7 separate regions of the Homo sapiens genome follow, and all the other regions are linked to region 7. Evidence: chromatin loops called from intact Hi-C (ENCODE). Cell type or tissue: natural killer cell. All regions are shown on one strand.

Evidence for each region. A loop is a pair of places that touch in the nucleus more often than their neighbours do. Peaks named below come from ENCODE experiments on the same cell type or tissue, not always from the same donor. Only the 100,000 strongest peaks of a DNase experiment are listed, where the experiment ranks them.
Region 1: a loop joins it to region 7, with 10 times the contacts of the local background. A loop is called at or near these places in 82 of 110 quality-filtered maps.
Region 2: it touches region 7 in a loop (6-fold over the local background); 82 of 110 quality-filtered maps call a loop at or near these places.
Region 3: a loop joins it to region 7, with 11 times the contacts of the local background. A loop is called at or near these places in 52 of 110 quality-filtered maps.
Region 4: it touches region 7 in a loop (11-fold over the local background); 23 of 110 quality-filtered maps call a loop at or near these places.
Region 5: a loop joins it to region 7, with 2.5 times the contacts of the local background. A loop is called at or near these places in 32 of 110 quality-filtered maps.
Region 6: it touches region 7 in a loop (14-fold over the local background); 61 of 110 quality-filtered maps call a loop at or near these places.

What each region holds. Positions count from the first base shown.
Region 1 is chr16:53,206,155-53,210,154 of GRCh38, reverse strand. CHD9 (chromodomain helicase DNA binding protein 9) reads right to left here. Exons shown (of 39, transcript NM_001308319.2): 3 at 342-673. Among named protein-coding and RNA genes, the nearest start is that of CHD9, 150 kb to the right of the region's middle. RefSeq lists enhancers at 1,143-1,730, 1,731-2,320. In natural killer cell, a CTCF peak has its summit at 2,220 (motif pointing right); DNase peaks (open chromatin) are centred at 1,704 and 2,224; H3K4me3 peaks cover 1,475 bases; H3K27ac peaks cover 1,708 bases.
Region 2 is chr16:53,128,980-53,132,979 of GRCh38, reverse strand. The region is part of intron 1 of CHD9 (chromodomain helicase DNA binding protein 9); the gene reads right to left. Among named protein-coding and RNA genes, the nearest start is that of CHD9, 76 kb to the right of the region's middle. RefSeq lists silencers at 1,277-1,536, 1,867-2,596. In natural killer cell, a CTCF peak has its summit at 2,383; DNase peaks (open chromatin) are centred at 1,329, 2,039 and 2,319; H3K4me3 peaks cover 2,221 bases; H3K27ac peaks cover 1,615 bases.
Region 3 is chr16:53,281,461-53,285,460 of GRCh38, reverse strand. All of the region lies in intron 24 of CHD9 (chromodomain helicase DNA binding protein 9), which reads right to left. Among named protein-coding and RNA genes, the nearest start is that of RBL2, 150 kb to the left of the region's middle. In natural killer cell, a CTCF peak has its summit at 1,983; a DNase peak (open chromatin) is centred at 1,950.
Region 4 is chr16:53,219,072-53,223,071 of GRCh38, reverse strand. It overlaps CHD9 (chromodomain helicase DNA binding protein 9), which reads right to left. Exons shown (of 39, transcript NM_001308319.2): 4 at 317-428. Among named protein-coding and RNA genes, the nearest start is that of CHD9, 170 kb to the right of the region's middle. In natural killer cell, a CTCF peak has its summit at 2,321 (motif pointing right); a DNase peak (open chromatin) is centred at 2,281; H3K27ac peaks cover 254 bases.
Region 5 is chr16:53,508,392-53,512,391 of GRCh38, reverse strand. LOC105371268 (a long non-coding RNA gene) reads left to right here. Exons shown (of 2, transcript XR_001752188.2): 2 at 1,669-2,108. Among named protein-coding and RNA genes, the nearest start is that of AKTIP, 7.2 kb to the right of the region's middle. RefSeq lists an enhancer at 1,731-1,870. In natural killer cell, CTCF peaks have their summits at 1,572 and 1,774 (motif pointing right); DNase peaks (open chromatin) are centred at 1,771 and 2,251.
Region 6 is chr16:53,158,382-53,162,381 of GRCh38, reverse strand. The region is part of intron 2 of CHD9 (chromodomain helicase DNA binding protein 9); the gene reads right to left. Among named protein-coding and RNA genes, the nearest start is that of CHD9, 110 kb to the right of the region's middle. In natural killer cell, CTCF peaks have their summits at 2,134 and 2,340 (motif pointing right); a DNase peak (open chromatin) is centred at 2,321.
Region 7 is chr16:53,052,983-53,056,982 of GRCh38, reverse strand. It overlaps CHD9 (chromodomain helicase DNA binding protein 9), which reads right to left and starts at 1,992. Exons shown (of 39, transcript NM_001308319.2): 1 at 1,906-1,992. RefSeq lists enhancers at 1,605-1,654, 1,167-1,698. In natural killer cell, CTCF peaks have their summits at 1,802 and 2,020 (motif pointing left); DNase peaks (open chromatin) are centred at 2,012 and 2,432; H3K4me3 peaks cover 1,467 bases; H3K27ac peaks cover 991 bases.

The DNA.
Region 1 (4,000 bases), 150 kb before region 7:
GTAAAGAAAGTGAATATGAAACTGGCACAGCAATATGGATTTCATTTTGTTTGTTTTTATCCTTTTCCTGATTCGTATACTGAAATATTTTACTACTTTAAATCCCTTTTAATAATATTAACATACAAAAAGCTACATTCTACATTCATAGAACCATAAAATTTGGGAGATCCTGGAATATTATCTAATTCATTCGGCAATGAAATAAAGCACACATAGTAGCCAACAATTTAAAACTCAAATATGGGAGTAAATATACTCAAATCAAAAGTAGATGGTTGGACAGTTTGAACTTTAACAGAACATTGAAAGGAATTAAATTTAATTCTTAACCAACTTACCCAATTTTTGTCTTCTCTTTTAACTTAGAACATGTTTTTGTTTTTTTGCTGTCTTTGTCCTTTGGCTTGGATTTCATCCTTCTACCTTTCTTTTCCTCTTTTCCTTCAACTGAAGCAGTAGGAAAGTTTTCAGGGCTCATTACTCGTGGAATATTGCGTTCCCCACGCTCCTTTGCTTTTGCTATGGCCTCTGATATTATACGATTAGCCTTTTCTTGCTTGCTTTCTGATTCCACCTTTTTTCTCTGCTTCTTCTCAGACATGACCCTCACCTGGGTATTCTGCAACTTAGTATATGTCCCAGAACCATCGCTCTTCTTGGAAGATGGAGGCTACAGAAACAAAAATATTTTTTATAGAATATACCAAAGTACATCTAAAACAATTGTCACAAATATCTGAAAATCTTAAATTATGTTTAGAGAGGTAAAATTACATTAGCAAATATGTGAGTGCTACAAACAAATTTAAAACATTTTGCTTATCAAGAAATTAGTACAGATATAAACAGCTCAATTGCTACTTTTAAAAATGAAGGTTAAAGAAGAATAATATAGATTCATTGATATTTTCATAGCATTCTTGGTTAGTTGATTCAAGTTTTGTCCTGTAAAGATAGTTGATTCAAATTTTATCCCATAAATATTCTGTGCATTTGGAATAAAAGTCTTTTCTTTCCTCTTCCCTCCAAAATTCTGAACATTAATAAATTTTTAAATAATTTTAATTTAGAATTACTCCATACAGTTTATTATGGCTTTTAGAAAAATAAAACCTCTGCTTTACGACTACAACCTGAAATCATTTAATATTTAAGTGCAGCAACATAGCTAGTTAGTAAACAGACATTCTCATACTTAAAATTAGAGAAAGTTTTAGTTTTCCCATGAAAGAGTTAAATGTGAAAATTTTTTTTCTTTTTCTATATCATAATTATTTTGCTCAAGCAATTTGGGAAATAAACAAGTTTTACAGTTTTACATTAAAATTATTAATATTTAGCAATATCACAGGAAGCAGATCAAGAGCATTTTAAAAAGAATTTCCTCTTCAAACACGCATTCATCCACATATACTTAGATCACAGTTTTGTTATGTTCTTACCCGTAAACATGCCTCTGACTATACCAAAGGAAAAAACCATCAGGAATTTCCAAACACATTTTCATGCTGATTCCAGTGTGCTTCACTGGATATTTTTTCTATACCTGCCTCATCAAAGGTTTCATAGCAGCACTGCAGCACTGGGAAAGGAAGGAGGGTTTAGAATTGCTCACTAAAATGCCACCTTAAGGCCTACAGGCTATAACAAATAACCAAGACTCGAGGAAACAGCAACAAGCTCAAGATGGCGATGCAGTACGACTCCCGTAGCAGCAGCCAGTAATAAGGAAGGTTATTCAATCCCATTAGCCTTTTAGCCCAAAGAACCCCTCCTCCTCCCACTCATTCAGGCTTTCACTTACCCTTCCTCTTGGCCTCTTCACTGAAGACATTTTTGGCGTCAGACAAAGGCTTGCCCTCTGCTTTTTCACCACCCCAGGCAGTGCTCAAGAAAAAAGCATTGAAAGAAGATTCCTAAATGGCCTATTTAGCAAGCTGCAACCAAGAGATGCACAACCCTCCACAAATACACATTTTGATTTATCAACACATTTCTGCCTTGGCAAGTTTATATCTACTGTTCATCCTATTTAGGTATGAAAAAGGCTGTAAACACTCCTAAAAAGCTGAGTTTCCTCAATAGCTGTAAGCAGATAGCCAGATTCCAACAAAGCACAGAAAGAAATGAATGCACAAAGCATCAAAATGCATCAGCATGAATATTAGAGATGTCGTTAAAAATACTGACTCCTTCTGCGGAAGTAGGCCAGCAGATGGTGCTACCAGTTATTATTCCATTAGACTCTGCAATTTAACCCCCAATGGACTGTTCTTCCCTCCATGTAACACATTAACTCTCACTCTGCCATTTCCTGCAGTAAAGTTTTAAAAAATATACATAAAAATCTGATTAAAAAAAAAAATCACCTGAGAACTAAACTGTGGTAAAATGGCATTATGTGGCTATCAATATTTTAAAAAAACAAAATCTAAAGCAATTTTTATTGGAAAAAAATACTTTTCTCCAAGATACTCTAAAATATTTAAAATATGAAATAGCTGAAGATTAGCAAAGGGTTAAAGAGGTCATGCAAATGAACCCAAAATAAGTTTAAGAAGTTAGATAAGGTTTCTTATAATTTTTCTAACAAAAAGCTAACAGTGTTATTTTGAAAATACAGAAATGAAGCTATTTTCATTTGAATTATAAAAAGAAGCTTAAAATTTTGAAATGAACAAATGAGAACTGTTTATAAAGATTACTAACAATGTTAAAATTGTTTCATCGTCTTAACATGGATGAATACATTTTTTTCGTAACATAAAAAACCTTTCTGACCTTTCCTCCTAACCTTCTATTTTAACTGCACTGATGAGTTTTTCAGGTAAAACTGTAGGTTTAGTTCCATAGCAAGTCAACTTGAATTTGAACATCAGTACAACTTTTCTTTCTATAAAAATTGATTCTATTTTAGTAAGCAATGCCCTTAAATCACTAAAACAAAATTTCACTGCTTTAAAATTCAAGTTTACCTCTTTCATCAATGCCATTTTTTCAGTTGGTCCTGGTTAGTCATCTGATATCACTATAAAACAACATTGGGTTCTCCCCTCTGCCCCTTTTAGGTACCAAAGGCCTCAAAACAGAAACAACACTATCTAAACAGGGCTCTAGAAAGACCCATCTGGATGGCATGAGAGATTAAAGGCAGAGGACAAGTAAGGACGAGGAAAGGATCTGACTTGAGATGTCATCAATGTGAAAATAATAACAATAATGAGATAACACTTACAGACTACTTACTAAGTGCCAGGGATTATTCTATTTTACATTTAATAACTAATGTAATCCTGATTAATAATAGGGTAATAACAGTGATAATGGAGACAAGGGGCTGGCTAATGAGAGAAATACTCTGATAGTAGCATTACAAAGAGACAGAATGGAACTGAGAGAGCAAACAATTACAAAAATCATTATGACAATAAGAGCTAAAATGTAGTGCTTACTATGTACCAGGCACTATTCCTAATATTTCCTATATATTGACTCAATCTTCAGAACAACCCTGTAAGATAGGTACTACTGTTATTCCCATTTTATATGAGGATACTGGGGGATAGAGAAATGACTTGCCCAAGATCACACAGCTACTGAATAGTGGAGCAGGGATTAAAAGACAAGGGGGTCTTGTTAGGGAGACCACACTCTTAACCATTATATTTTAATCATGTTTGGTTCAACTATCATAATTTACAGAGTTTAATTTGAGGACAAAGGAAAGTAGTAACATTCTCAAAATTGCAGAGATACCAAATAATAAGGCTAGGATGGTTTTTTTTTTTTTTTCCCGGTGCCCTTTCAAAAGTGTAGAAATCAACTAGACAGAGGTGAGGCATGGCTGAGGAGCAGGAAGAGCCAGCACTTGGTTTCTCGACCAAGAAAAGGTAAAAGAAGGCCAGGTGTGGTGGCTCATGCCTATAATCCCAGCACTTTGGGAGGCCGAGGTGGGCGGATCACCTGAGGTCGGGAGTTCGAGACCAGCCTGACCAAC
Region 2 (4,000 bases), 76 kb before region 7:
AGAAACGGCCGGGCGTGGTGGCGCGCACCTGTAATCCCAGCTACTGGGGAGGCTGAGGTTGGAGAACTGCTTGAACCTGGGAGGAAGAGGTTGCAGTGAGCCGAGATGGCGTCACTGCGCTCCAGCCTGGGTGACAGAGCGAGACTCCGTCTCAACACCAAAAAAAAAAAAAAAAAAAAAAAAAAAGCAGAATTAGAAGAAATGGAAAGTCTTCGAAGATACATAATACAGACAGAACTTGCTTCGAGCAATAGAAGTCTTTTATTTAATACTTATCAAATATCGAACGTAAGGCTCCATGTGGCCTGTTGTTACAACACAGCATCTCTAAATTCACGTTCTGTAAACCCAAGGGAAAAGAAACACTATGATCATCCTTTTGCATTGCAAAAAACAAAAACAAACTCCTCCCTCTGCAATGCAGAATCCTCCTTTAAGTTCAGCTTTTGTATATTCAAGTGTTTGCAGACCTAGTGGTTCTTTTAAAACTACTTCTACAGTTATCTAGAGTCTAGGGAATGGGTAACATTACACAAGATAAGCCTTCTTTTCGTTTAAGATCATAGCTGGTTAAGTAGAACTGGAGATTTTAAGAACTGGAAAAAAGGAAAAGGTGAAAAGTAGCATACAAAATTGAGAAACTAAATTCTGACGGTAATTTTATTAATGAAAATAAACTTTATTTAATACAGGGGAATTCTTAGGTATGAATATTTCACATAAATAAATGTCACAATAGCGTCAAATCCCAGACTTTCAGGAAAGTAACTGTAGCACTGTTAATATCACAACAACAACAACAAAATTCTCATCTACTTTGTTCTGAAAAGTTTTATTTTTCTTAAAAAAGAAAAAAAAGCAAACCACCCCCCCCAAAAAAAATTTTTTTTAAAAATAAAAATAAGAACAAACAGAAACCAGTCTGAGCTGGCAGCTGTGACAGCCAGTGAGACACCCGGGCTTTCCGGGTAGTGCTTGGCTTTGGGCTGGATGTCCACGCAGAGAGCCCTGGAGCCATCCCGCAGGTCCCACACCCAGGTACCCAGAAAATGACGGCGGCCGCACACACGGGGGCTGGCGGGGTCCGGGCCACGCTGCAGACGGGGAGAGGCACTCGGGGTGAAGGATCGCGGGGAAGGCACTGCGGTCGGAACCGAGAGGCAAGGCCTGGGAAAGCGCCGGGGACGTCCCGTGCTCCGGGACGTCGGGTGCCCGCGCGGGACGCCCTGTCATGACTCACGGAGGCGAGAAAGCACGGGCAGGGAAAGAGGCTGCAGGATGGAGGGAAGCCCGACCGTCGGGAGGGAACCCAACCCGGGGGAGGCCCCGACCTCGCGCGGGACGGGGAAGAGGGCCCGCCTTCCCACGCCCTGGCCGCCCGGCCCTCACCTCCACACGACGCAACAGGCGCGGCTGCCGTGTCCCGACCCCGGGGGCTGTGGGCCGGGGGGCGGGGGCAGCAGCCCGCAGCCATGACAGGCGCGGGGCGGGCCGCGGGCGGGCTGGGCCGCACGTGCAGGCAGCGCCCCCTGCCCGGCCTCCCCGCGGGCCCGCCCGCCCGACCCCGGCCCCGGGACCGGATCCCTCACCTCAGGCGGGGGCGCCGCCCCGCCTGCCCCTCCCCCCTCCCCCCACCGGCCGAGCAGCGGCGGCGGCGGCGGCGGCGGCTGCACGTACTCACCGCCGCTCGCTGACTCTCGCGCTTCGCCATGACTGAGGCGCCCCCGCCGCCCCCCGCCTCGACTGAGACTGACACTCGCGGCTGGCCGGGCGGGGGCGGCCTCAGGCGACCACCCGTCTGACACGACCCGCCCCCGCATCTCCCCACCAGTTGAGCAGCGGCCGCTGCCCCGCGGTGCCCCCGGGCTTCCTCCCCACGCCCGAGGCGGTGGGTGGCAGCGGCGGCGGCGGCGGCACTTACCGGCTGCGCGGCCAGGCCCCCCTGTCAGCGCGGGGCAGGGAGGGAGTGGAGGGAGGAGTGAAGGGGCACCGCCTCCCCCGCGCCGCCACGCACCCGCCTGATTGGCCCAGTTCACTCCCCCAGCGCGACCCCACCAGCCCCTGCGAGCGGCACTCCGGCAGCACCGGCGCGCTATTTGCATATTTGTGCCCGCGCCGCTGATTGGCCCGGGCGCGGAGGGGCGGTCGTGACCGCCGCCGCTCCTGCCGCGGCTCCAGCCGCGTCGGGCTGCCTAAGAGGGAGCGTCCCCTTCGCCGCTCCCCTTCCCTCCTGGCGCGGCCCGACCCAGGGCGGAGGGCGGTGCGAGGCGGGGTCGTTGCTCCGCTCCAACATGGCCCCGCCGCGCCGCCGACCCAATCGCTGGCGCGGTTACTCCCGGAGCCCTGGGCGGCCTCGGGGCGGGGAAGGCTTGGGGCCGGGCGCCCTCTGGCCGGAGCGCGGGGCAGTGCAGTGGTCCGGGCTCCCCCGGCAGCCCCGCCGCGGCCGCCACGTCAGGCCGCGCCCTCACGGCGGCCTCTCCCCTCGCGCCGCCCGCCCCGCGGCCCCGCCGCCACGTCAGGCCCCGGCAGGGCACGCCCCAGCCGCGAGCTGACCAGTGGCGGGGTCGGCGCAGAGGTCACTCACATGCAGGGCATCTCTCGGGCAGCTCGGGTCCGCCGAGGAAGGGCGAGAGTTTCCAAAGACGTCCTTCTTAAGGAGCCGTGGATTTAGTCCCACGTTCTCCTTTCGCGCGGAGACCCGGGTGTCACGCGCCCGTGCTGTAGAATCGGGAGCACGGAGCGTGTCGCGATGATGCTGCGATTGAGCCCAGGTGCCAGCACCTGCAGTAGCCGGCGCCCGCCGCGGAGACCCAGCTCCACGCCGCGAGCTAGGGGAGAGCGCGCACCTAGCCTGCGGTTGCAACCCTGTCTTCCCGAGGCTCAGGCTCCCGTTCTCCATTGCACAGTTACGAAGGGAGAGAAAAATAAACGCAAGAATTTAAGAAGAGAGAGAGACAGCCGTGGGGGAGGGTGATACTGGTTTAGGAGCAGGGGGCGTACTGGAAAACCTGGGTTCCCTCTCGATCCTTCACGAATTAACTGAGTGACCTACATCAAATCCTAGCGTGTCCTAGGGCCTTGGTTTTGCCTTCTGTAAAAGGAAGAGGCTGCACAAGTTGTCCAAAAGTCCTCCAGCTCTAAAATTCTAAGGGTCTCCTCCTTTCAGGTCCTTAGCTGGCTTTCTACCGAATTAAAAATTTAAAACCCATATGAAAACGTGAGCTAGACAAAAGAATTAAATGTTTGAACTTCGGTCGGCCTACTTTATGTTTGTTCAAAACTGTTGACCATTTCCGATCCAGTGCAGGTGATATTTCACGTTCACAGTTGACAGAAATCTCTTGAATTTCAGCCTCCGCTAAGGAGCGACACTGCGCTTGTTTATGCCTAGCCAGAATGGAATGGCTGCGGTATACACAGTGGTATTTGCCAAGTAATTTCATTCTTTATATTCCCCATGAAGGCCCTCCAGAGTGGATCAGCATAACTCTATTTAGCTGAGATACTGACAGGGCTGGGAAGAAACCCTGCTGAAAGGGCGGTTACAGTTCCAACTTTGATTCCCTGAAGGATACTTATAACAACCACATATTAGACCAAGAATGCACAGAAAGAGTTTATCTCTGGGGCCCCCCACACCACTTATTTGGATAGTGCTTTAGTTTGCAAATTCAACTTGTTGAGTCAAATTTAAGGCCAGTAACATCTCATCTATCTGACATCACAGCAGAATGACATCCCACTTAAATGAAAAACTTGAGCGGCCTCCCCATCATCTGATAGAGAACGTTCGTGTTTTCTTGAATGCAGCCCTCTGAAAATTACTTAGGCTTGGTCATTAAAGAGCAGTGCTATAATTATCAACATTATTGTATGCCATTTTAATCAGTGAATGTTCTCTAAAATATGCAAAATTTGTCCCTATAATAAATGGCCTCTAGGATGCTGGTTTTTGTGTTTTTGTTTTGTTTTGAACTTCTGTTTTTGCTATCTCCTTCCT
Region 3 (4,000 bases), 230 kb before region 7:
ATTGCCACCAATTAAAATTACGAAATTGTGCAATAACAAAGATACCATAAAATAAACGAACATTGTTAAGCTCAAGAGAAGAAATAAGTTTCAACAATGTTACTAAACAATTTTCTTAAAGAATCATATTCTTTCACTGATTTTCTTTATTTAGAGACAAAGGGTTCTATTGGAAGTAGAGACTATGTCAGCCAACAACTTGGCAATAATCATCTGGTTCAATTATTTCATTTCGCACATGAGAAAACTGAGGCCCTAAAAGGGTAAATGAATTGTTTTAGGCTGCAGAACAAGTAATAGCTCCTCTAGACCACTATTGCTAAGAAAACCACACTGAAAATGCCCTGTAATAGCAAATTTTTGATTCATAATTTGATTGAAACACTCAAGTGTAGGCCAAACACAGTGGCTCATGTATGTAATCCCAACACTTTAGGGGGCAGAGGCGGGTAGATCACTTGAACCCAGGAGTACAAGACCAGCCTGGGCAACGTGGCAAAACCCCATCTCCACTAAAAATACAAAAAATTAGCTGGGCGTGGTGGTGCACACCTGTAGTCTCAGCTACTTGGGAGGCTGAGGTGGGAAAATCTCCTGAGCCTGGGAAGTTGGGGTGACAGCAAACCAAGATCGTGTTGCTGCACTCCAACCCAGGCCGCGGGAATGAGACCCTGTCTCGAAAAACAAAAAACACTCAAATGCTGTTTTGATGTTGTAAATAAATAATAGAATGCCATAAAATCACAATAGATTACTAAAAAGTAAAATAATAAACCCATAATGATTTGATTTTGTAGATTGACTGATTTTATAAGTAACAAATAACTACTAGAATGGGCAATTTTGCAACTATAATTTTCTTATTCTTTGCTCGTCACTTGAAATTATTATTTTCCCAGAAAGCTTTGGCAAGTTACATATATAACATGTCTAAAAACATGTCATGTATAGAAGGACTGAAATGTTCACTTCTTTACCACAGTGATTCAAGTCATTTTCTTTAGCACAGAATACAGTTAATATCTGACAATGATTAAGTATCAATTTATATACACACAACTATATATTTATATATACATACACAAATATGTATATTATATATATATATACACACACACACATTTTCTTATATTTGACAATGGATAGAGATTGAACAGGATAAATTACTACAAAAAGTTGAATAGCTGAGAATTTCTCTATTTGGTATTCATAAATTATCAACTTTCAAATAACCAGAGATATAAAACAATATAAATTATACAAAGTAGAATTTCATCTGTCTTGGCATCATTATTTCACAAATTAGTTAACAAAGACCTATAAGAAATGGGGGATTTCCTATTGACAAGTTCTGTGGGAAAAGTTAGATTCTAAGTTGGCTGTCTTTGGAAACTCAAATTTTTATATAAAAATAAACAAACAAGTGATCGACATGTTCCTAGGACAAGAACCCAGTATGTAATCAAAATATAGGTGAGATAGAAGACAATGGCAGTGAAAAGGAAATACTTATACCTTTTATAATTAAAAAAATGGAAACAAATTTATTTGTCACAAATTTTTAACTCAAGAAGCATAAGGAAGTGGATGAAGAGATCTTTCTGTAGATTCTTGAACGAATTTGTCAGCACTCGAAATGAACACCTTATTATATCTAATTTTGCTTTAAAACAAAAGGGTCACAATTGACATTTTTTAGCTCAGTTTAGAAAAATAGAGAAAAAGGAGGAATAATTTTCTTGTAATATGGAAAAAGTTAAAAAAGAAATGAGAAATACAGTAAAAAGAGATATTTATTTTTGAACGAGTTATTAAGTAGGATTAAACAAAGCATTAGCCCTGAAATATAAAGGAAACAGGAAAGAACACTGGAAACAGAATCCCAGAGGAGAAAAAAAGTGGGTCAGATAGCTCCCTTTGCCAACCATAAGATGGCACTCTAAGCTCAAAACATTGTGATTACCATCTGAGGTGGAAGGTTTTCCTGCTTGTAAAGAGGAAAAGGCAATCAGCATACAAAACTCATGTTTCAAATGTAAGTGCCATAAGCACATTAGGTGTTGCTGATTTCTGTTTTTAAAGACTAACTTGTGTCATCTCTTGCATAAAGCCTCCTTTAACTTCCCCAGGGTAGATCATTCATTCAAAATATATTTAAACAGAATTCACTACATGCCAATAATGGCAATAATAAATTAAGATAGTCATGCACATGCCCTTGTAAAGATGGACATGCAATACTGTGTGATGAGTGCTGTGGCAGGGTACTCTGGTTATGTGCCTAACCCAGATCTGAGAGGTTATGAAAGGCTGAGTCAATGTTGGCTGAGCAGGAAGAGGAAGAGAATGGAAAAAAGGAGGAAAGAATGTTCCAACAATAATGCAAAGGCCTGGAGAGAAGAGTAACTAATCATGGCCCATTGGAGAAATGTGGATCTAAAGTTCAGAAGAGAGACATGGGCTACAGATAGGGATTTGGAAGACATAAGCATAGAGACAAAAATTGAAGCCACAAAGATGAGAACACCCAAGAAGAGTAAGTGACGAGAAGGCCTATGTGAAGATTCTTTGACCTCTAAGAGACAGAAAACATGCCTGAAAAGCAGCAAGCAGAAAGGTAAAAAGAAAAACCACAGGAGAATGGTATCACAGAAGCATTTTAAAAAGAAGGAAGTGGTCAACAAAGGTAAAGTAAGGTAAGCACTATGGTATATCCATCAAATTTGGCAGCAAGAATATCAGCGAACATCTGGGGTGAGGAGGTAGAAGCTGCATTGTGGTAGATTGCATAGTGAATGGAAGGGAAGAAAAAGAAGACAACAAACATAGATGCTTCTTTCTTTTCTGTTTTTTTGAGACAGTGTCTCATTCTGTCACCCAGGCTGGTGTGCAGTGGTGCAATCACAGCTCACTGCAGCCTTGACCTCTCTGGGCTTATGTGATCCTCCCACCTCTGCCTCCAGAGTAGCTGGGACTACAGGCATGCACTACCGCACCTAGCCAATTTTTCTACTTTTTGTAGAGACAGGGTTTCGCCATGTTGCCAAGGCTCATCTCAAACTCCCGGGCTCAACTGATCCACTTGCCACGGCCTTAAGTGCTGGGATTACAGGACTGGTCACTGTGAACCCCTTACAGATGCTTCCTAACATAAATTTGGCAGTGAAATCAAGGAGAGTAATAATATGGTAGTTTGAAGATATTTTGGGTCCAAAAGCATTAAGTGTTGTTGTGTGCACGCATGTGTGTATGTGTAAGTTAAGGTGACAGAGATGTAAACATGTTAAAATCCAAATGAGAAGGAAAAGGGGGAAAATTACTGAAAGAGGAAAAAGAAGGTACAATCCACAGAGAGCAGTCCCTGGGAAAATTACAAGTGGATCAGATCCAGTCAGGCTAGGGGAAAGGAGCCAATTAGTTGACAAATATTTACTGAGTGTTTAAGATGTCCCAGATTCCATACTTACCTTCAAGCAGCTTAAATTGTAATGAAAGAAAGAAGATATACAAATTAACGTAATTTTTAAGTAGTGGTAGGCATTATAAATGAAATAAAAGAAGGTTAAGTAGTAGTGAATGACTGGTGGGCTACTTAAGCTGAGGTTGGCAGGGAAGGTCTATCTGAGAAGGAAATACTTGAGTTGAGATCCGAGTAATCTGAAGGGGCGGTTCTGTGGAAGTCCTGGGGAAAGAATATTTGGACCAGGAAGAACAGCATAGAATGAGCTTGACAGGTTGGCAAAACACAACCACCACTGTGGCTGGAGCATGGTGGGTGAGGGACACAGTAAAGAAAGTACGTACAGAGTTATGGAGGCCCTTGTAGGTCATATGGAATTTGAATTTTATTCTAAGAGAAATTAGAAACATCTGGAGGGTGTTAAGGAGTGCCAAGACCTGATTTTTGCTTTAGAAATACCACTCTGGCTGCTGTGTGAAGGACAGGCCTAGAGAGGCAAAAGTGGAGGAAAACAGAATCAGTTACGAGGCCATTGCAAAA
Region 4 (4,000 bases), 170 kb before region 7:
ATAAGCACAGGATAGTATCACTAAATACTCCTCCATGCTAAAAGCCATCAAGGACTTTGTATTGTTAACCTCTCTGGGCTTCAGTTTCATTATCTGAAAAATGAGGGGTCTGGAGAGGATATGTTAGTTTCCTCCCACATCTAATATTCTATGGTAATATTACCAGGACATATTGTAATAATGCTACCTTCAACTTCTACCATACTACAAAATGTATTTTTACTTCTAACTAAAGTGTAAATATCTATAAGGCAATATTATGCTAACTAAATCATTCTAACAGTGTTTCATTTCTAGAAAAAATTGTAATACTCACTTGAGAGTCTTGATCTTTTAATGTATGCTGTGGCATCTGTTCTGCATCAGATATTTCATCTGAAGACTCATTCTTTCTTTTTTGTTTCTTACCCAATGTAATAATGAGTTTGCTGTTTCAAGAGGAAAAGAATAAAAAGTATGAATTCTTTGAATTTTCCTAAATTTGATTAAATTAAGATTGTCATGATAAACTTTCTTCCACTTTATATCACTTGCATGTCCAACCAAGGATGATAATCATCCTGAAATCCACGTTGACATTTTCAAAACATAAACTCTATTCTAATGGAACAAACACCATCCAATTCTATGTTTGGAAGTATAATTAATGTACTCAGAAGTACAATTAATGTACTTCTAAACACAGAAAGGCAGTCAAGTAGGCCAGGCGCAGTGGCTCATGCCTGTAATCCCAGTGCTTTGGGAGGCTGAGGCAGGTGGAAAAAGGTTAGGAGTTCGAGACCAGCCTGGCTAACATGGTGAAACCCATCTCTACTAAAAATACAAAAATTAGTCAGGCGTGGTGGCAGGCATCTGTAATCCCAGCTACTTGGGAGGCTGAGGCAGGAGAATCGCTTGAGCCCGGGAGGCGGAGGTTGCAGTGAGCCAAGACCGCACCATTGCACTCCAGCCTGGCAACAAGAGCGAAACTCCATCTCAATGAATAAATAAGCAAACAAGCAAGCAAACAAACAAATAAATAAATAAATTTAGCAGGTAAAAAAAAAAAGGCAATCAAGTCTTATTTGTTTTTTAGGCTTAAGATTACTTTTCATAGGAAAAATGTGAGGTGATACAACTGTGTTTACTTTATTATCTTGCAGATTTCCAATGACAGATTTTTTTCTCTTATTAAATTCATATTCCACTTGATTCCTTGAATCCCCCTATTCGTTAAAAGCCTCTACTTCCTTCTGCTCTACAGTAGAAAGACAATTACTTAAGGCACTTTAACAATTTGTTGTTCTTTAATTCTTTCACTTATGTTAAGGCTTATCTTATCTGTACTGTATGTTCCTAAGCATAAGAACTATTATTTTTTATATTCCTAAAGCATGTATGTGTCAGTATATCGTCATATATGTATGTTTATATATATATTGATATTTACATATATACACACCAGATGGAGCTATCTAAAATGAAAGTGGGTTTTTTTGTCTTGATGAGAGGTATAAAAACATAACTCTCACATTTCCTTATCTGCTTCAACAGATGCAGGGGCATGATTTTAAACCACGGTAATTATTAATCAGCAACGTACTATTTTAAATATCTGTATTATAAAAATGGAAAATCTCCCCAATACTTTCAGGTATGATTTATCAGAAAGATATCAGAATTCTTTCAACAACTATTTATTAATGTAGGAGAATTTGGAGGTTAAGAGCATGCACTTTGAAAACACAGGGTCAAAGATTTAAACCCTGACTCCACCATGTACCTATCTGTGAGACATTGGGCAAATTACTTGATCTCTTTTGGCCTTAGTTTCCTTGCCTGGAAAATAGGGATATCATAATAACTACATCTGCTGTTGCTGAGAATTAAGTGGGATAATGTATATTGGCTCTTAGCACAGTCTTGATGCATAGTGATTTCTCAACTAATGCTAACAACTTCTAATTATTCTATGCCAAGCACTTTCCTAGGCTCTAGGATTTGAAAATATAGTGACACAGTTCCTAACCTTAAAGTATCATAGTTAGACTATGATCACAGCTAAAATGCCAAAGTGGGGGTTAGCACAGGATGCAATGTGAACACAAAGGAAGAAGTGCTCACGCTTACTGAAGAGTAAAGGGGGCTTTACAGAAAAGACAACATTTGATATGATGAAAAGAAGTTTAACAGGTAGTGAAAGAAGCGGCAGAGTACATTCCAGGTAGGGGGATACCACAGAAGAGTGAGGAGAACATGCAGTGGTAATAGCATGACAGGAATACACAGAGTACCCCAGAAGGAGGCAGCAGACAGCTGGACAACCAGAATGGGTGAAGATCACAGAAGGCCTTGTATGACACACAAAGAGTTCACATTTTAAGGGCAGCTTTTAAGCTCTTGAGAGCAAGAATTTAAAAGGAATCTGTCTTGTTCATCACTGGCAGCAAATGTTTAATGAATAGGCAGTGAGTTATTTTGAATAAATAAAAAAAATAAAGCAGTTGGAAGATATAAGAATTGTAAGCAAGGGGGCAATGTGATGACAAGGAAGTGAAATGCAAGGAAGGGAAACCGATGATAAGGCAAATGACAATTCAGGGGAGAGAAAAAGATGGTAATCTAGGGCTGTGGGAATGTGGATGAAGAGGTAAAGAAAGATATAATTTTTTATTGTGGAAGTAGAACCAACAGGACTTGGTTATTGACTGGATGACTAGACTTCAGGTGAGAAAAAGTTATAGAATGCTTTTTCCCTATATTATTCTTGTATTGGTATGATTACCACATTCAACAGAATAATGGTAATTCTTACTTGGTGTCTCACCCGCCACTGTTCTGAATATGTGAAGAAAGTAAATAACAGTAAGAAATACAGCTTATGTTGGAAGCAGGAAATCAGAAGAAACACAAAGATATTCTGAAGCAACATTAAGGAACCAACCATAGTTACACTTCATTCCCTCTCACCACTTTCACTGCTTATTTCCTCTCTGTTCTAGTCCCTTTTCCTCCTCTAGTTTCTTTCCTAAAATAAAAATCTCCCTTGAGGCTATATTTACTGTTAGACCCCATATGACCTTGTTCTTCCTCCTTTGTATCCAAAGTTCTCAAGAGTCATTTCCGTTTCATTCCTCAACCAACTATAATCTCAACTCTCAAAACTACTTTTAATATTCATAGCTTCCATTTATTCAATGTTTACTATGAGTCAGCCTCTGTGCTGACTTTACATGCATTCTCTCACTTGATGTTCATACAATTTTAAAAGGGAAGTACTATTATTTTATAAGAAGAAATTGAGGCCTAGAGAAGTTAAATAACTTGCTCAAAGTCACAGAAATAGTAAGAACAGAGACAGAAACTAAGTATGCCTCACTCCAAAGCCTAAACTTCTAATGCTTAAGGACTCAAAAGACTTTTAAAATGGCAAATCCAACAGAGCTTTAAAAAATCATAATGTGTAACTAAGTCCTAACGTGTAACTGTTTCCTTTTGGCCCCTTTCTTGGCTCCCTGACACAAGAGTCTTCTGGTTCTCACTAAACTTGCTTTTACTAAATTTTGGCTCTTCTTCCTGCATCTACGCCTTGAATGTTAGTTTTCCGTAGGATTCAGTCATTGACAATTCTTCTCTGCTAGCCTGTTAAACTTTGGTTTCTCTCAAAGTTCTGTCTTCAGCCGCCTTCCTGTCTCTCCCTGAGAGATTTAATTTAATCTTTTCTTAACTACTACCTAGAAGTTAAAGATCCTCAAATCTCTTATCTCTATTTCAGATTTTTTCCCCACGCTTCATGTTCATATAACTAATTGCTTATTACACATATACATATGGGTATCTCATAGGTATCACAACCTCAATATGCACCCAATCCAATCTCTCATTTTCCGTAACCCTATCAGTGCAAGTTTACTAATATTAAAGTGTAATGCAAAGTCAGAAAAGTGCAAACGTAAGAGTACTGCTCAATTTTCTCAAACAGAAAATATCTGTGTAGCCAGCTTCCAGATCAAGAAACAAG
Region 5 (4,000 bases), 460 kb before region 7:
ACTGCAGCCTCAACCTCCGTGGGCTCAGGTGATCCTCCCACCTCAACTGGGACTACAGGCATGTGCCACCAGTCCTGGCTAATTTTTTATTCTTTTGTAGAGTATCACTATGTTGCCCAGGCTGGTCTCGAACTCCTGGCCTCAAGTGATCCTCCCATCTTGGCCTCCCAAAGTGCTGAGATTACAGGCGTGAGCCACTGTGCCTGGCCCCCCATAGGCTTTTTGTCCATGTGAGATGGGGAACCTCCAGAGGGGTCTAAGCAGAAAGTGACCTGACCTGACCCAGGTTCAGCGTGGTCACACTGCTGGCCACGCTGAGGGCAGATGAGAAGGATGGAGGGGAGGCAGAGCCCAGCAAGGAGTCTGGCACCCTCACCCAGGCCAAGGGGCATAGGGCACGGTTGCTCAAACCAGGGTAGTAGCAGTGGAGGTGTGGGAACGATTTGGGGGTTGCCTGTTTTGTGGTGTAACCTTTGCTCCCCCTGCTGCCCTCTGTCCATGTGTGACCTTGCCCTTTGCTGGAGAGCGATATTTCTGGTCAGGAAGCAATAGCGGCACACTCTCTAATCAGCTCACATTTCTAGAAGGGCTGCCTCCGACACGGGTGGCTGTGGCTGTTACAGAAGGGAAGATAAGCAGAGGCTAAACGGGGTCACCTACCATGCCCCATGCCATGTGACTTAAGGTAGAGGCACCCCAGGAAGCACCGGGGCCCATCATGAGGATATGGACAGGTGGTGGTTGGGGGCTGAGGGAGCTCTCCCACACTCTCTTTGGCCCCAGAGGGCTCACCACCTGGCTTCATCTGTTTTCCTGCCTGACTCCACTAATACTGACAGCCCAGTGGCTCTATTTGGTCAGTGACTAAATAAATATTTGTCCTGAGAAGCTGGGTCACATGACCCTTGGGTGATGGCCTGGTTCCTCAGTGACTTGTGTCACTAGGAATGTTGCACCTCCCCAGTGACACCTCCACCCCTGATTTCCACCTAAACACACCTTGCTCAGAGATGCTGTGTCCCCATTTACATACCTCATCCTTAATTGCGTGGGCAAATTTGGGGCTGGCCTTCAACCTAGGCCATGTTACCATGCTCCTACATAGTGTAAGCGTGGAGCCTCGGGGAGGGGTGTAGTGATCCCCGCTTCTCACAGCCCCTAGCCTCTCCCCAGTCCCTTCACCATCCCCTCATTTCCTCGGACCATCTGTGATGGAGGAGAGAATTTGTCATTATGCCCTGGGCCAGTACTGGAAACTCCACCATTATTGATTGATCTCTTTAATGCAGGGCTTTAAGTCCTAACGTATGCGGAAGGATTAAACTCAGTCATTTATATTTAGGGAATGAAGATTCCAAGGTTTGCTTTTGATGTGGAGGGAGAGATGTAGTTGTAGATGGGGAGATTCTGGGGGCTAAAGGTCTGAATTTCCTCAGGTGTGGCAACCCTGCGGAATGGCTTCTTACAGGATCTTTAAGGCGTCTTAGGTGGAAGGCTCAGTAAAAATGTTTTCCTTGAATCCACCCCTCATCTCCATGTACTCAAACCTTTGGTGGAGATGCTACCCTGCTTGAGACTATTCAACCCTTTGGTTAAGGAAAATATAAAACTTTTAGGAATGATTTTTAGGAATGCCAATGTAGACTTAGGATTTCTTTTTCTTTTAAGGGAAGGAGTTTGTTTAAAATCTGTATGAGCAACTTGAGAAGATAATTTCGGCTTTGCTACTTGCATTCTTCCTATTGCCCACCAGAGGGCACTCAAGCACCCGCCAGGCGGAGTTCCCTAACCCGTGGATTCCTCAACCGCACCCAGCATCTTCCCAGGCTGGAGCTGAGTTAGAACAAGGGAAAGTTGACCCGCTAAGTGTCTTCTGAAAGGGCCATCTAAATGGTGTCAAGAGAAGCCGCCGCCTGTGACTGAGAAAAATACAAATGACACTCATGCGAGCCCAGTAGGATGTACAGCCACTGCCTCTCTGCGGTCACGTTTGCTGTGTTATTCACATTCCCAGAGGAAAAAGCTGTGTGCCTGGCTTTAGCATTCTTTCCAGCAGTCTTTATTTCCTCTTCTCGGGCACATTAGGGAATGTTTTGTACCTTGTCACATTAGAGGAAAAAAAAAAAAAAGGACGTTCTGCAGAGCGAGTTTAGGGCACACCAGTTATCAGGGACCTGAGGCCTGACTTGGCCAGAGGTCGGATGCGGCAATACCGGGTGCGGAATGCGTAACCACCCACCCGGGCCGGGGCTTCCCTCACTAAATTTCAGCAGCACGGCAACCGCAGTTCGCCACTTAGTGTCTCCTGCACTGCATCCGGCGTATTTTAAAACTGGATTCGACTTGGCTAGCATGAAGTAGGCAGCAAGGGCCACGAGAATAAGTCTGTTATGGACTCGACATTCATAATAACAAAGTTATTGACAGGAAGTCAGTCTTATAAGTGGGAAGTAGGAATGACCCTAATACTCTCCTGGAAGCCTCATTATTTGCTCATTATTGTACAGTTCCAGATATTCAGATAACTTTTCTTAGCAGACTACATTTCTGTTTTTAATCGTTGGTTCATGCAAAACCATTAGGATGCAATTCTTACTAAATCAGTGGCTCCAGCCAGGCGCGATGGCTCACATCTGTAACCCCAGCACTTTGGGAGGCCAATACAGGAAGATGGCTTGAGGCCTGGAGTTTGAAACCAACCTGGGCAACATGGTAAAGCCCCCATCTCTACAAAAAAAAAAAAAAAAAGAAAAAAATTAGCTGGGTGAGGTAGTGGTACACACCTGTGGTCCCAGCTACTCAGAAGGCTGTGGCAGGAGGATTGCTTGAGCCCAGGAGTTTGACATTGCAGTGAGCTATGACCGCAACACTGCACTCTATCCTGGAGGACAAAGGGAGACCCTGTAGACAGCTCGAGGAGCCACAATAAGCTTCTCACCCATGAAGCACTCCTGCCAAAAATGACGAATCCAATCAAGCCTTCACACCTGACAGTTTATAGGAAATACAAGGATAGAGGATCAAGTTAAACATCACAAGAAAACAGCCAAATCCAAAATGCGGAATACTCTGATCTGTTGACCGGTTCAAATTGTCAATATTATTGGGAGGAAAAAGTGGGAGGGCTGTTCTAGAATAGAGATTAAAGGGATATAACCAAATGCAATGACTGAATCTTGATTGAATCCTGGTTTAGAAAAATAACTGTCTTAGTCTGTTTGGACTGCTATAACAAAATACCATAAACTGGGCAGCTTATAAACAGCAGAAATTTATTTCTCATAGTCCTGGGGGCTGGGAAGTCTGAGAGCAAGGTGCTGGCAGTTTAGGAGTCTGGTGAGTTCTTGCTTCTTCAGGGATAGCATCTTCTCACTGCGTCCTCATGTGGTGGAAGAAGGAAGATCGCTCTCTGGGGTCCCTTTTATAAGGGCACAAATCCCATGTATGACTAACTCATAACCCAGTCATCTCCAAAAGGCTTCACCTCCAAATACCATTACATTAGTTATTACGTTTTCAACATATAAATTTTGAAGAGATAAACATTCCGTCCTTAACCATAAAAGTGTTTTCTTGGTGTGTGACAATTAGGGCAATTTTAATAGGTCTGAAGGCTAGGTGCGGTGGCTCAGGCCTGTAATCCCAGCACTTTGGGAGGCCGAAGTCGGCATATTTTGAGACCAGCCTGGCCAACAGGGCGCATCCCTGTGTCTACAAAAAAATACAAAAGTCAGCTCGGTGTGGTGGTATGCACCTGTAGTCCCAGTTACTCGGGAGGCTAAGGTGGGAGGATTGCTTGAGCCCAGTATGCTGAGGTTGCAGTGAGACACTGCACTCCAGCAAGGGCAACAGAGCAAGATTGTGTCTCAAAAAACAAAAAAAAAGCATACAAAGTCTAGGAATGTGGAGTTAATTTTCTTAGGGGTGGCTGTGGCAGTGTAGTTCTGTAAGGGAATGTCCTTGCTCTGAAGAGAAACACCCTGGGAAGCACTAAGGAGGG
Region 6 (4,000 bases), 110 kb before region 7:
TTTGCTCCAAAAATTAGAGATGATAAATAAGCTAGTATTTTCCCTATGTTAGTCTTGTACATACTTACATTTGGAAACACTTGCTATAGCTTCTCACTTTTTTTCTTTTTTCTTCCTCCTCCCAACAACCCTACTATTCTTCATCTCCCTCTGGCCTCTCTTCCCACTGTGTCCTGGCTCCTCTCTCTTTTCTAAGCAGTAAAATTCTAGAGTCAAATCAGCAATATTCACTGTTGTTAACAATTGACACATAGTTTAGCGTACGCTGAGATATTTGAAGTGATATCTACAATCACCCCACTATAGTTGGGAAATTTAAAAAAGCAAGGCTGGGTCAGGCACAGTGGCTCACACCTGTAATCCCAGCATTTTGGGAGGCTGAGGTGGATCACTTGAGCTCAGGAGTTCGAGACCAGGCTGGCCAACATGGCAAAACCCCATCTCTACAAAAAAATACAAAAATTAGTGGGGCATGGTGGTGCATGCCTGTGGTGCCAAGCTGCTTGGGAAGCTGAGGCGGGAGGATCGCTTAAGCCCAGGAGGCAGAGGTTGCAGTAAGCTGAGATCTACCACTGCACTCCAACCAGGGTGACAGAGTGAGACCATCTCAAAAACAAAAAAGAAAGAAAAAAGCAAGGCTTAGAAATATTCTTTAAATATTCAACATTCTCACTAAAGCGTTCTAGAATTCTAAATAGATTGTCATCCATGGTTTTTTAAACAGTAGGTTAAAGAATGTCTTGTTTTGGCTCTAACAAAACATACCTCAAAATTATTTTTCATAAACTAAAAAATTATGCCACTTCATTATGTTTAAATCTGTTAACTTTTATACACATGTAGTGATGTTAATTTAGTCTAAAATGAAATTACTACAATTAAGAGAGTTAAAGAAGCCCAACAAAGAACCCAGAAAAAAATTTCTTTCCATAGAACCTGTGGAAGCATCATAATAATATAAGAACTCCTTATTAATATAACATTTCAGCTATGTAGTACCATAACTATACAGAACATGCAAAAATTATATAGGTAAAAAAGTCTATGCTCTGTCAAAATTTGTCATGAATTCCACATATTAAATCATTTGCATTTCATATATTTAAGATGTGTGACCTATAATTCAGTACATATAAAACTGATATGCAACATACAATAATCATAATAATCCTCTCTACCAATCCATCTCTCTTTTTCACTCTCACAATCAACGAATCCCAAATATCACTGTTTAAACTAAGAAGTAATAGGAAACTTGAGAACAGAGTGTTTTTTTCTTTTTTCTTTTCCTTTTTTTGAGACAGGGTCTCACTATTACCCAGGCTGGTAAGTGGAGCAACACAATCACAGCTCACTGCAGCCTCAAACTCTCAGGCTCAACTCATCCTCTTGTCTCAACCTCTCAAAGTGTTGGGATTACAGGCATAAACCATGGCACCTGGTCGAGAACAGACTTTCTTTTCTTTTTTTGTTTTGAGACAGAGTCTTGCTCTGTTGCCCAGGCTGGAATGCAATGGTGTGATCTTGGCTCATCACAACCTCAGCCTCCCGGGTTCAAGCGATTCTCCTGCCTCAGCTTCCCAAGTAGCTGGGATTACAGGCATGGGCCACCACGCCCAGCTAATTTTTGTATTTTTAGTAGAGACGGGGTTTCACCATGTTGGCCAGGCGGGTCTTGAACTCCTGACCTCAGGTGATCCACCCACCGCGGCCTCCCAAAGTTCTGGGATTACAGGCGTGAGCCACTGCGCCTGGCCGAGAATAGACTTTCAGTAAGTCAAAAAAGAATTCCAAACAAACTGCCCTTTATCAGTTTTTGGACATGTGAAAAAAGAACAAGTTAACAAAACAAGAAAAAAAAAACTGAAACAAAAAAGTGAGTGACTTAAAACCGTATTTATCAGTGTAGAATAAGATGATTTAAGGTAGGTCTGAAAATAACTTCTCTCAGATGGAGTGCTCTCTATCTACATGCTAGCATTAGAGACTGCTTTAGTTATTTATAATTATCCTCCATTCATTCCAAATCTATAAAAAGGAGTCCTTACTACTTTTTAAAGCCCGGGAAACATGTTTAGAAATGCATTAATTAAAAAACAAAACAAAAGCAACAAAAAGACATGAATCAAAATGATAAAGTCTTAGGAGAATAAAATGTTTAAAAATAAATCAATAAGCTCTCATAATTTCAAGTATACACTGGACAAAAATGATTGGTCAAACTAGTCAGAAACCTACATACAAAGTAGATAGATGCACCTAAGTTCAATCAGTGGAGAGTTTTCCCAGGGTCCTTCTGAGATGCTTGATCTTCCTCCAGTAGGGGGAGCAAAATCACAATACTCAACTCATGTCATAAAAAGAGGGGGACATGGAGGGTTTATAAGTGTCTTTTAAATGTTTCTACATCTCCCTAGACATTTCAAAAAATATGCTGAAATATCGTTCTGAAATAGAACTAAAGTGGCCGGGCATGGTGGCTCACGCCTGTAATGCCAGTACTTTGGGAGGTCAAGGCCGGTGGATCACCTGAGGTCAGGAGTTCAAGACCAGAGATCAGCCTGGCCAACATGCTGAAACCCCGTCTCTACTGAAAATACAAAAATTAGCTGGGCATAGTGGCACACACCTATAATCCCAGCTACTCAGGAGGCTGAGGGAGGAGAATCACTTGAACCTGGGAGGCAGAGGTTGCAGTGAGTGGAAATTGTGTCAGTGCACTCTAGCCTGGGAGACAGAGTGAGACTCCTTCTCAAAAAAGGAAAAAAGAAATAGAACTATAGTCAATCCAATGGGAAAGACAAAGATTTTTTCTTTTTCAAATACTTCAAGGCTTTAAAATGAAAAATGGATCCCTAAATATTTAATTTCAAGAACTTTGGTATATTTCATTGTCCACAGAATCTCACAGGTAACCAAGGTATTGAAGCATTTTATGAATCCTTAATTTAACAAGAGAATTTTTAAAAACATAAAATATTACATTAATTTTTTATTATAAAAGTAATATGTTCACGACAAAATTGTAGAAAGTAAGGGAAAAACTGCACTACTTAAACCTATTTTCTTCTGGTATTTTTTTCATATACAAATTTTCTTTTTTTCTCAGAGGGTCTGATTCTAATGCCTAGACTGGCAGTGGTGTGATCATGGCTTACCTCAGCCTGGAACTCCTGGGTTTGAGCTATCTGCTCACCTCAGCCTCTTGAGTAGCTGGGACTACAGGAGTGCACCATCATACCTGGCTAATTTTTTAAAAATGTATTTATTGTAGAGACAGAGTATCGTTACATGGTCCAGGCTGGTCTGGAATTCCTGGTCTCAAGCAATCCTCTCACCTCAATCTCCCAAAGTGCTGGGATTACAGGCATAAGCTAACATAACTGGCCCATATACATATTTTCATACTACTATGAAAAAAAGTATAATTAATAAAAACACTTAAGACTGGGCAGAGTGTCTCACGTCTATAATCCCAGCACTTTGGGAGGCCGAGGAGAGTGGACTGGTTGAGTACAGGAGCTCAAGATTAGCCCAGGCAACATGGCAAGATCACATCTTTACAAAAAATACAAAAAAAGCCAGGCATGGTGGCACATGCCTATAGTCCCAGCTACCCAGGAGGCTGAGGCAGGAGGATCACCTGAGCCCAGGGAGGTTGAGGCTGCAGTGAGCCCTGATGGTGCCACTGCACTTCAAACTGGGTGACAGAGTGAGACCCTGTCTCAAAAGAAAAATTAAAAAAAAACAAAAAAAAGTATTAATTTCTAACTATATGCTAGGCATAGTCTAAGCATGTTTACATGTTATAAATCTATTAATCCTTTATTATTTCACATTTTAAAGATGAGGAAAAAGAGACGCACGGAAATTATCTAAGTCAAAGTCACCCAACTACTAAGTAACAGGACCCACAATTCTAAACCAGGTAGTCTGGTATCAAAGGCCACACTCTTAACCTTACTTCACTGTGATCTTAATTTTGAATTACGCTCTTTTC
Region 7 (4,000 bases):
GCAAACAGGGCCTTGCTCTGTTGCACAGGCTGATCTGAAACTCCTAGCCTCAAGCGATCCTCCTGCCTCAGCCTCTCAAAGTGCTGGGATTACAGGGAAGAATTTGCAAATTTAGAACTTGTGAATAATGAGAATCTACTGCACTTTCTTCCTGTTTCTCTCATTCGGGGCTGGCTGAATTCTGTCTTACTCATATTTTATCTCTAGCATCTGGAAAACTGCCTGGCCCACAGTAGGCTCTCAATAATAAATGTATTTCCAATGAGCGAATGAGTCAATTCAGTGGAAGTGCTCAGCTCACAGCAGTGATAGCTAGTGTTTGTGAAGACACACCACGCGCCTGCCCCGTGCACGCTGTCCTGGTCAACAAGGGAAACAGCAGAGTATTGTTCTTTTGCACCTGAGCTCAAGAGCAGACTGCCTGGGTTCAAATATGGGACATGCTTCTTATTAATTAATTATATAACTTCGAGCAAGATCATTGGCCTCTCTGAGCCTCAGTTTCCTTGGCTATCAAATGCAGTATTCATAGTTCTACCGTGGAAGTTATGGTCAGGAGTCTAACTTGGCCCTGCACAGAAAGCCTCTAGCATAGGGTGAACCCTTAGTAAACAGTAGCTTTTATTGTGAATAATTCCCAAGGCAACCCGATTTTCACACCCATTTTGCAGATACAAAAACTGAAGCTGAGGATGGTTCAGTGAGTTTCCAAGGTCACAAAGGAAGGGCTGCCTATGGGGGGGAATCTATGCCCATGTTAGTAACACTGCTGTTATATAAACATAAGGGGTCAGCGGGGCGCAGCGGCTCATGCCTATAATCCCAGCACTTTGGGAGGCCGAGGCTGGAGAATGGCTTGAGCCTAGGAGTTTGAGACCATCCTGGGGAATATAGTGAGGCCCTATCTCTATAAAACAAACAAACATAAGGGCTCATTTTTACTAGTTGTAAAAGGGCCCTTTTACTAGTTGTAAAAAAGGCTCGTTATAAGGCCTCTCACTGCCTAATCAGCTAGGTTTGCCAAAATGAGGAAGACAGCTCCAGCCAGTCTCCTGATCTTCTCTGGGATCAGGGTGGGGAGGAACCCCCTTCCTACCCATAAACCCCTAAGAGTCTTCGCTCACATTCCACACTGGTGTCTTTCTGTTCCTTGTCCACTTTCGAGTTCAACCCTTTCAGAACCAGCCCTACTGTGGGGGGTGGGGGATGGTTAGTTTGTTATCTTGGGTTTGACAGTACAAAGGCAGAGGCATTTCCTGCTTAAAAGGCACATGAGAAAGGAGGAGGAGGGCGAACTGGAGGAATAGGAGGAGGAGGGAATCATCAGCATTCTGGGTTAGAACAAACAAATGTCCTCCGTTTTTCTCCAACTCCTTAGATCAAGGGTCCTCAAATTTGGCTGCCAGCTGGAATCTCTTGCAAACATTTTAATACCCAGATGTCCAGTCCCCCACCCAGACCAATCACATCTGAGTCTCTGGGGGGGGGCGGGGGTGGAACTAGGGCATCGGTATTTTTTTAATGCTTCCCAAGCAACGCCAACGGGCAGACAAGTTTAAGAAGTGGTGCTCTGGACCTTATCAGCACTCGGCTGCCACCCTGGAGTGGCTCTGGGCGACAGTGGCTGCTTTCCGCTTCGAGGACGCCCGGCTTGGGGATTCGGGCATGCTCTGGGAGGCGAGGGCTGGGGAGGATGCGAGCGTGCCAGCGACCTGGTGCTCTGCCTTGCTCTAGGCCCAGCTCCGAGGCTGCGGGTCTCTGGGTCCCCCCCACGGCTACAACACGTGCTGCCGCCCCGACTCCTCCGGTTATCTCTGCAGACCGCAAGCGGTGCCCAGCGGCCGCCCCGCTGTCCACCCCGACCTCAGAGGCTCCAGGGAGACGCCCGGGGCTCAGGAATCCTACCTTGGCTGCCGGCGCTGCCCTCCAGTCCCCGGAATCCTGGGACTCAGGTTCGAGCTGTCGCTGTCGCTGTCGCTGCGCCTGTGAAGCGCCCACTAGAGCGCAGGCGCCACCTAGTGGGCGCGGGGCGGCTGCGCAGGGACCGCGCTGGCAGGCGGGAGCGCAGTCCAGGGCGGAAATGCAGCCAGGGCTTCTTCCCACGTGGGCGGTTTTCCAGCGCGCCGCCAGCCCTGTGGCCAGATCCGGCCTGGGGCGGGACCACCTTCACCCGCTGCGGGGCACTGGGATCTAAACTTGGTGAACTTTCTCTTGGGGCACGGAGGGACCCCTCGGCCTGGTATCCATCCTCCGGTTTTCCGGGCTGAGCACAAGGATCTTTCCCTTCATCCAGCAGCTTTCAGTGCACCCCACCTTTGGCACTGCTTCTCTTTTAAATGTGCTGGGACCATCCGAGGCTGGGGTTCTCTCCAACCCAGGGAGGCCCTTCGCCTATCAGCAACCATTTTTTCCTGCCACCCCCTAAACCGTCCCTGAATGAGAGAAACAGCCTGCTCTGCTGGCTTGCTCTACAGAGGCCAGGACTGGTGGAGGATGGGTGTGTGCCAGCGACCTCGTGCTCTGCTCTGCTGGAAGGCCTTCTCTGAGCAGTGGAAGGGGAAGGGGCGGCTTAAGGGAATTGTGTTTTTTGTTTTTTGTTTTGTTTTGTTTTGTTTTTGTAGAGACAAGGTCTCTCTATGTTGCCCTGGTGGCTCTTGAACTCCTGGTCTCAAGCGATCCTCTCACCTGCAGCCTCCCAAAGCACTGGGATTACCGGAGTAAACTATGGCTCCCAGCTGCCTGGTATTCTTTCAATGAAGACATGCCAAAACGCTTACAAATATGGTGGACATTTAATGGTTTATATTTCATTTATGTCTTCATTTAACAACGATTAACTGAGCACCTACTATGTGCCACTTTTCTACAATCAAGGGATACAATGAAGAACAAAACACAAAAATCTCTGCTTTTGTTGAATTCACATTTAATGTAACACATGAATACTTTTAACACACCCAACGATCTAATGCAAAGCGATTGAGCTCGTTGTGAGATAAGTAGAGGATTTATTAAAAATATCTATATTTAGGGCCAGGCACCGTAGCTCACGCCTGTAATCCCAGCACTTTGGAAGGCTGAGGCAAGAGGATCGCTTGAGGTCAGGAGTTTGAGACCAGCCTAGCCAACATGGCAAAACCCAGTCTCTACAAAAAATACAAAAATTAGCCGGGCGTGGTGGCAGGAGCCTGTAATCCCAACTACTCCAAGGCTGAGGTGGGAGAATCCCTTGAACCCGGAAGGAGGAGGTTGCAGTGAGCTGAGATCGCACCACTGCACTCCAGCCTGGGTGACAGAGTGAGACTCTGCCTCAAAATCAATCAATCAATCAATCAATCAATCTATGTTTAGGGCGCCAAGGGCAGACATTCCTGGTGATGGATATAAGCATTACAGAGTTCTATGGGAACGTCTTCACGTTTTCTTGTAATCCTGGCAGTTTATCTCTGTGGCAACATTTGGAGATAATGCCTTCAGTGGAAATTTCAGGTGATTTGTGAAAGTTAGGCCTGCAATCCTCCTTTCCCCCTCCCCCCGGCCCCCACTCTGCTCCCCCAGGACGCTCTGTCATTGTTCTAGCCCAGTGTGAGTTTGTGTGTGAGTGTGTGCCTATTTAACCTTTGGACTCTCTGTACTGGTGTAATCTGGTCAAAGTGAATATCAAGGGCAGAGGAGGACAAGGAGGAGCAGGAGGAGAAGGAGGATGAGGAGCAGGAGGAGGAGCAGGAGGAGGAGGAGCAGGAGAAAGGAGGAGAAGCAGGAGCAGGAGGAAGAGGAGCAGGAGAAGAAGGAGCAGAAGGAGGAGGAGCAGGAGGAGGAGAAGGAGGAGGAGCAGGTGGAGGAGGAGGAGCAGGAGGAGGAGAAGCAGGAGGAGCAGAAGGAGAGGAGGAGCAGGAAGAGGAGGAGAAAGAGCAGGAGGAAGAAGAGGAGGAGAAGCAGGAGGAGGAGGAGGAAGAGCAGGAGGAGGAGGAAGAGCAGGAGGAGGAGCAGGAGGAGGAGG